Regions from separate parts of the Mus musculus genome. Here region 2 is linked to region 1. The links are chromatin loops, found by intact Hi-C in ENCODE. Cell type or tissue: heart. All regions are shown on one strand. Region 1 has its middle 51 kb from the start of Gm40661. Region 2 overlaps Gm35330 (a long non-coding RNA gene).

What was found. Hi-C counts contacts between places; a loop is a spot of excess contacts. Peaks named below come from ENCODE experiments on the same cell type or tissue, not always from the same donor. Only the 100,000 strongest peaks of a DNase experiment are listed, where the experiment ranks them.
Region 2: a loop joins it to region 1, with 2.0 times the contacts of the local background. A loop is called at or near these places in 3 of 42 quality-filtered maps.

Annotation. Positions count from the first base shown.
Region 1 is chr13:5,602,770-5,606,769 of GRCm38, forward strand. No RefSeq gene overlaps it. Among named protein-coding and RNA genes, the nearest start is that of Gm40661, 51 kb to the left of the region's middle. In heart, no CTCF peak of the experiment used is centred here; a DNase peak (open chromatin) is centred at 1,662; H3K27ac peaks cover 1,749 bases.
Region 2 is chr13:5,712,089-5,716,088 of GRCm38, forward strand. All of the region lies in intron 1 of Gm35330 (a long non-coding RNA gene), which reads right to left. Among named protein-coding and RNA genes, the nearest start is that of Gm35330, 11 kb to the right of the region's middle. In heart, a CTCF peak has its summit at 2,465 (motif pointing left); a DNase peak (open chromatin) is centred at 2,313.

The sequences.
Region 1 (4,000 bases):
ACACATGCAAGCACACACACACATAAGAACACAAAAACATAGACACACACACACACACACCCACACACACCCACACACACACACACACACAAGAACACAAAAACATAGACATACACACACACACACACACACACACACACACACACACACACACACACCCACACCCACACACACACACACAGAATGACTGACAAAGTGATCCTACTTTGAAAGTAAGAGTATCCCAGTGGGGCTTGGAACATTATTTTTCTGAAATAGAATTAACCATCCTTGTTGAAGCAATGTTACTTCCAAGTCCACATTTGTACTCATTTACATTGGCCACTGTGGTCTAAAGAGTGATTAAAGAGAAACATTACTTCATTTTACATTTCTATGATAAATGACTCATTATATTTTAATTAAGTTATTATTCCCTTGTAATTTCAATGATTTTCTTCTTAGAAAGTGCAATTCTGGTGAAGCTGGTTTTGTTTACATTTAGCATGTCCATTCAAAGGAAATGTTTAAACTTTTCTTTAATTATGGATTTTACACACTGATTTATTTTAACACTAAATGTGAAACATCCTTTTTAAGGATGGCGTCTTAGCAAAAACATTCACACACATGGCACTTTCATTTTCACCACAGTCCATTATGAATATATTAGGAGTCCTTATTTTCTTAAATAATTAGTTTTATTAGGGATATAAAAATAAAATAGATTAAATCACAGTACATAATTGAAACTTATGGTACATGGTACATAAATGTAGCCATCTGGACTCAGACTAAGAAAAGAAAAAATATGTTTTTTGCTGATATGTTCTGGTCTGAACAGATGTTTCAAAGCCCACATGGAGGATATGAACCACTTAAAATAACACGTTTGAGGATCAGCACTAGAATTATCAACAGCAAATGGCTGTTCTCATTGAATTTAATGAAATTGCAAATAAAGATAGGATTTCAGAGAGTTATAACAATGGAAGACAGTTGTAACCAATCTCCTAGTCTCCATAACACTGCTCTATCATAGGAGAACGATAAGTGTGCAAAATGTCCCACATATACTTATGCTAAGAAAAATCAGGAGGACAGTGTGTAAGTGTGTGTGGGGGTGGGGGGAATAATGTGTGTGTTTGTATCTGTGTGTAAGTCTGTGTTTGTGCATTTGAGTTGTATCTGTATGTTTATGTGAGTATATCTGTCATAGTGTGTAAACATGTACACATATCTCGATGTGTATCTCTGGGTTATGTGTCTTTCTCCCTGTCTGTGTGTGTTTGAATAACTGTGTATGTGTGTGACTATGCACTTGCCTTTGACTGAGTGCTCTGTCTCTGGGTGTTTTTGTCTCTCTGTGTGTCTGCTGTGACTGTGTATTTGTAGGAGTATGTACATGTCTATCTCTCTGCGTATATGTGACTGCATTTGTCTGACTGTATCTATGTGTATATTTATCTCATTTTCTGCACGTAGGAACAATGTAACTGTGTGTGTGCAATTTTAAAATAAAGGCCTGTTACACATGCTAAAGCTTCCCTGTCAATAACTTTCCACATTCCTTCTCTCAGTTGAAATCTAAGAATAACATTTCCTCTATTTAGGGACATTCCGTTCTTGTCTCGCCCATGAATAGCTAATTGCTCCTGACATTCCCATGTGACCATGACTTCAGCTCTTTAACCCACACAGAACTCTTTCCTGCTCTGAGTGTGACTGGGCATCCTGCAGTTAGCTTCTCTTAAACATTGCTTCAAGTAGTTTTAAAGGAAGATTGGAAGGCTGCAGTAAGATAAGGAGGAATTAAAGACATTGCACAAATAAAGATTTAAGCTTGTTTCACGTAAACTTGTCTTTAGATTCGTTGGGTACTTTGTTGGGCAAATATTTTCTGGTGAGGAATTAGATAAGGAAAAAGAACTATCCTGTCCATACTGAGTAGTATCATGTTGGCCTTGGCATTGTAGCTTGGTGTCCATATAGATTCTAGGCCACTGCTGTGGCACAGGAAATGCAATGAAGCAAAGGCTGCAGACATGTCTAAAATTCCCACCTTGAATGGAAGTATAAATGCATAAATGGGTCTTCAAAAACATAGAACAGGGATTTTCAAGAAAAGGAGACATGGGCGCAGTGTTTCTGAGAAGCATTCTATCACGCCACCTATCCTCATCACTGAGAGTTCTCTGTTACAGAGCTATGACTACAAATTCAATCTCTGATTTCTGGGCTAGGCTAGAAGCCGTGTTTCTCTCTTAGATTACCACATTCTAGAGTGTGTAGTGTGCAGTGTCCAAGGCACAGTCTCCAACATAAGGAGGAAGGACCGCAGTCATGTCAGCTTTTTAGAGAACAGCTTCTAGGCAAGAAGACATAATCAGAGGCAGAACTTATCCTGGGCTTTACACTTGCTTGTTTAGCCCAGGGCCTTGTATACAGACACTCAGCATAACCCCCAGGTCCAGGCAGCCACACTTACCAGAACCTTTACTTTATATTCCCGGTTTCCATCATGAGCTCTGACAGCTGGGTCCTGCTTCAGATTACCATCACCAGACAGATATACAGGGCTGTATGAATTATGCAACACTGTAACCAAGTAGAACTTTGCTTATCCCTGTGCTGACCATACAATGTTTGGTCCAAATATCTGCTCTTCATCCACCTGAGCACATACATGTGTGAAGTGAGAGTTAATATTTGTAAAATCAACTTGAGATTTCTAATCCCTGCCTAACTACATTGTGACTACATGACTTCAGTCTGTTGTAATGATTAGGTTTTCAAACCAAGGTATGTCAGCATATTTTCACTACACTGTGGTCCAAGAAGAAATAAAAAGTTTCAAGAAGGCACACTAAAATTGAAACTGACAACAGATGCCCACCCCAAAGTCACAGATGACTGGTGTGTAGTGGTGACCAAAAGGAGAAGAACAGCTCTGTCTTCTGTGAGTTTCAGGCCAGTCTGCTCTATGGATTAGAGAAAGTGTCCAGTCTTTTACATGACAATTGTTTTTATTTGAAAAGCAAGTACCAGCAATGTACCTACCTCCCAGGGTAGTTGTAAAACCTAAGAAGTTCATTCATGCAAACAAGTAGAAAAGCCTGTCATTGGGAAACAAAATCAAAACAAAAGAAACCAACAACAAAACAGTTCTCTTTTCAAAGGGAATAAAAGATGGTTTATTCTGGAGCCAAATATGAGTAACCATGACCCAGGAACACAGATATAGGTCACCCAAAATAACATGTCATAATGTGGTGACGGTTGCAAGATGTTTCTACATCAATCAATCAATAGAAATGATAAGTTGGAAGATTTTCAAATGCACTGGAGGAAATATGCAGTAGGTAGGATATAGAAAAACAGGAAAATCTCTTATGGCTTTCAATATCACCTGATGTTTGGAATGGTAGATGCTAAGGATCTTTGAACATTTTAGAAATGATTTTACCGAATAGTCCCAAGGGTGTTATGTCAAATACAGAGATAGACAATACATAGCTATCAAGAAGGCAAAGAATATCCAAGACAATTTGGCTCTAGAAATATTAACCCCCAGCTTTCCACAGTCATGGAAGTTTTAATCAGTTGCTAAGCCTTGCAAAGTCTTTAACACAAATTTGCATTATTTTTTTCTTGGAAATTCAGCTCCTAGATACCAGGCTTCTAATAGTTCCACACATCTTCTATGGTTGCACAATTCAGACCTGGAAGACAGACATTATACATATGTATACACACACACACACACACACACACACACACACACACACACACTCACTCGTATATATGACAGAGCCAGAGTGAATGTTCCTGGCATAGAGGTAGGAAATGAAAAGCTGACTTATACCCTCAGAGTACAGAAAGATGGAGTTGAAACTGTGGGGCCCCGTGGAAGGGGAGGTTAGGGAAAGGACATGAGTTTTCATTTCCTCCTCACTGTTGTAAATTTCTTTTGCCATTATTTTATCACCAAAATGGAGTATGGAGGTCCATCTTAACAGGT
Region 2 (4,000 bases), 110 kb after region 1:
GGTCACGGGACTTAGAATCCAGGAAAGACTCAGAGATGAAGACTTTAAAGAGAAGTAGATGTCCCTGCTCAATTTTGGAGGCCAATTAGACGCCTGGGTCTCACTCCAAGGAAATAAACTACTTATACAGAATCATAAATAAGGCTCTGAGGCAGTGAAGCAATCAGTGTGTAGAGTACTTCCCTCAAGCGTGAAGACCTGAATTAGATATCCAGAACTTACATAAAAATCTCTCATGGAGGCTGCTGTTCTAGGTAGGTAGAGACAGGAGGCTCCCTGGGGCTTTCTTGCCAGACAGTCTGCTTCCAGGTCCAATGAGAGACCTGTCTCTATAAAATAAGGGGAAAGTGACGAGGGAACACAACCTCATAGATTTCTAATCTCTACATGCTCACATAGGCACATGTACAGGCACAAATTTGTGCATACCTCCAAACATGCACACAAACACATACACACATACCACACACACACACACACACACACACACACACACATACACATACACACACACACACACACACACACACACACACACACACACACACTAAATAGAATCCTAACAAAGTAGGAGGTGCCTCATAGTATTGCAACTGAATATGGCACCTTTGGTTGATATCCCTGGGAGGCCTGCCCTCTTCGGAAGGGAAATGGAGAAGTAGATCTGGAGAAGGGAAAGGAGGGAAGACTGGGTGGAAGGGGGAAATAAATGAGATATATGAGAGAATAGTACTACTAGTAGCAGTAATAGTAATAATAAAAATAATAAAGAACATATTTTTCTTTGCGTTTTATAAACAACATACAGAATACATCATACTCAAAAAATGTAGGCATGGATGGGTATCTCTGAATTTATTTTAAAAGGGCCTATTGATTCTTTCTTAAGCACTCTGGCCAGTCCTTATCAACATAACACAGCATCTCAAGGCTAAGGCTCTTATCTCTACTCCTGGTTAGAGTTTACATTCAAAACCAAACCCAACCAACCAACCAACCAAACAAACAAACAACAACAAACCACTGGGCAACATAAAAGCTGGTACTTTGAATTTATCACTGGGCTTCTCTGAATCAGTGGCAAAGGAAACCAATAAAATGCCTAAGTGGGGTTAATGGGATCTTAGCAGACAAACCCATCATTTGTGTATTCTCCATGCTACAGTGGGTTGGAGAGAGCACTTCATAGTTGGCTGACTCCCCACTTCTGTTCCTGTTAGAATTTTGGTCTTAGAGTAAACTTACACCCATTCCTTAGTGCCCTGGTTCAGGTTGTCTTGGCCTTTTTATTACGGGTCGTGTTTACCAAAGGTTTACAACTTGGCTGTAAACACCAGTTGGCACCAAAACCGGAAAGTTGGCATGAGGAGGTTTGGCATAAACATTGCCCGGAAGCACTTTTTTCTCTCTCTCTAAATCTGAGAAAAACAGGCTAGGGTCATTTTCAAGTTATTTATGTTATTCATGCATAAATAAAAGCGAAGCCTGACAGCATCAAACAGTTGTTGGCTTTTGCAGGCCTCAAAAATAGATTTTATCCAAGAAAAGTAACATTTGGTAAACAAATACTCAGTGACAGGCTGTTAAAAAAAATAAAGGGAGGGGGAAAAGGTGTCATGGGATGGATTAAATAGTAAGAGAAGAGAGAAGGTTTCAAGAACCATTTTTTATGTCAGAGAACAGAGTCAAGAAAGTTATTGTTAAACGGAGAAATTTCTACAGACTCAAAATTATAAATAAGCACAATGTAAGCTTTCAAGTAGATTTTATTAAGATCCAGAGGGCACATCATCCAAGCATACAAAGTAAACAATATAGAATGATCTCAGGGGATAGAAATAAATGATTTTTAAGTATGCATTCTAAAAGCAATGGAATGTTTAAAGCATTTTAAAACTCAAGGAGAGAGGGAGAGGAGTGAGTAATGAATTAACACATGCTGATGTTAAAAGTCTTTTAAAAGAGTTAGTTGTCAGTGTTCAAAGTCTCCTCTTGTCTTCCTTTTATTAAATTGTTTAGAAATGCAATTTGTAAACTATAAACTTCGGCAGCTTGTAGCTGTATGCTAAAGAGAGAAAGTGATGGTGTCAACTGTTCCCTAAAGATCGTCTTTCTGGCAAACTTAAAAGTCAGCCTTGACGTCAAGTGACCCTGGACAAGAGTCTGCATTGAGTTCTGCGAAGTGTGGGCAGAAAGGACTTTCACTCTGGAAACCCTACCAGGGAGGAAGGACTGAAGAAACCGTTTAGGGAAAAAGAAAAGCAAGCCAAGTCAAACAGAAAGTAAAAATAAGTCAGTGGGGAAAGAATGTCAACTGCAGAAGAACGTAGCCTGTCTGCTGCAGCTCGCGTTCTGGAACACGTGTTCTTTCGGCAAGGAAGCGTTTTCCTCAGCTTGTTTTGGTTGCTCTTCGCAAGTGAGGTTGGAGCTATTGTTACGGCTCAAGTCAGGGACAGTTACATCTGGTGGCCAAAGCTGTATACTACCCATTACAGAAGGTAACTTTAGACACACTGGGCAGAGAAACAGAATAGTGCCATTCCATAATAGAATTAACCCTATGAACAGCCCGTAGACATAAGCCAAGACATCCGATCCGTATATTTCAATGCCAATTCAAGATGAAAAACGTTTCCGGGACTCATTTCAAATGTTTGCCTCCCTGGAACTACCTAGGTCAACTTCATCTACAACTACATCTAGAATATGATAAATGTTCCTGATGTGTGCTGCTTCAGATAGAGTCTATAAATCAGTTTACTTACCCTACTATCAAAGCTGTTGCCAGGACAATGTTGTGGCTCTGAGGAGACCAAATCACATGACCTGAAGATAAGTGTTTACATCACAGAGCCACAGAGTGCCATGGCAGACACTGAAAAGCACAAATATACACACAGGATAATCCCTTGGAGACTGTTATTGTCTGTGAAGGAAAAGCCCTAGAGAATGTGGTCTGGACACCAGAGACCAGAGAATAAACATGCTCATCAGATAACATGCTTCTTGGAAAGGGACCTAGGCAGCCTTCAGTATTCTCAGAATTGGCAATTAGTTCTTATTATATTTGAAAGACACATATTTCACCTCAACTGATTAGTCATGTGGCTTCTTCGAGGACCTGAAATGGATTTTTTTGAATTCTCAATTCCTGATATTGAGAATTCCTATGCCTGATATTTACCAGAGCTTCAGCAAGCATCTGTCGAATTAACAGTCAGCATGAGATGCTATGATAAGACATCCGTTGTCACACACTGATGCTTTGTTATTTTAACTGTCTATGCACTAAGACAGGGGTCCTAGATTTGGCTTTGTTTAAAGCTTTTGTTGGTTTATTTGGTGATTTGTTTTTTATTATTTTAAAGGAGTCTTACATGGCCCTTTGAACTTGGTAGTCTAGGATCACTTGAACTTCTTATTCATCCAACTTCTAGAATCAGCACTGTGAAATGCTTGGCTTTCTAGTCCTAGGGTTTGAACTCAGGACTTTATGCGTGCTAGGCAAGTACTCTGCCAACTGAGATATGTTCACTGCCTCTTGGCCTTCATTTTTGGTGGACTTTGAAGAAGTGGTTAGAGGCTAAAAGAAAACTTACACCAATCATAAATAAATAAGTTGTTTTTAAATGCTCTTTTGTTGTATCATTTCCACACAGATCAATATGAACAGGTAAATATGAATGTACACCAATAGATAATAAGTAGAAAACTGACAAATGATAGACCAATTGATCAACATATGTTGATAGATGTGATTATAGATCTATTGATTAATCAATAGATAAGAGTTGACATTAATACATAATAAAATGATTAGTAAATAGATGAGAAACAATAGATGATCAAATAGATAAATAGATGTGTAATAGAAAGAGAGAGAGATGGTAAATAGGTGACACATAGAGAGTAAAGAGACGGCAGATAATGGATGTTTGATAGACAGGTAGATGATAGATAATAGGCAGATAGATAATAGACAGACAGACAGACAATCAGA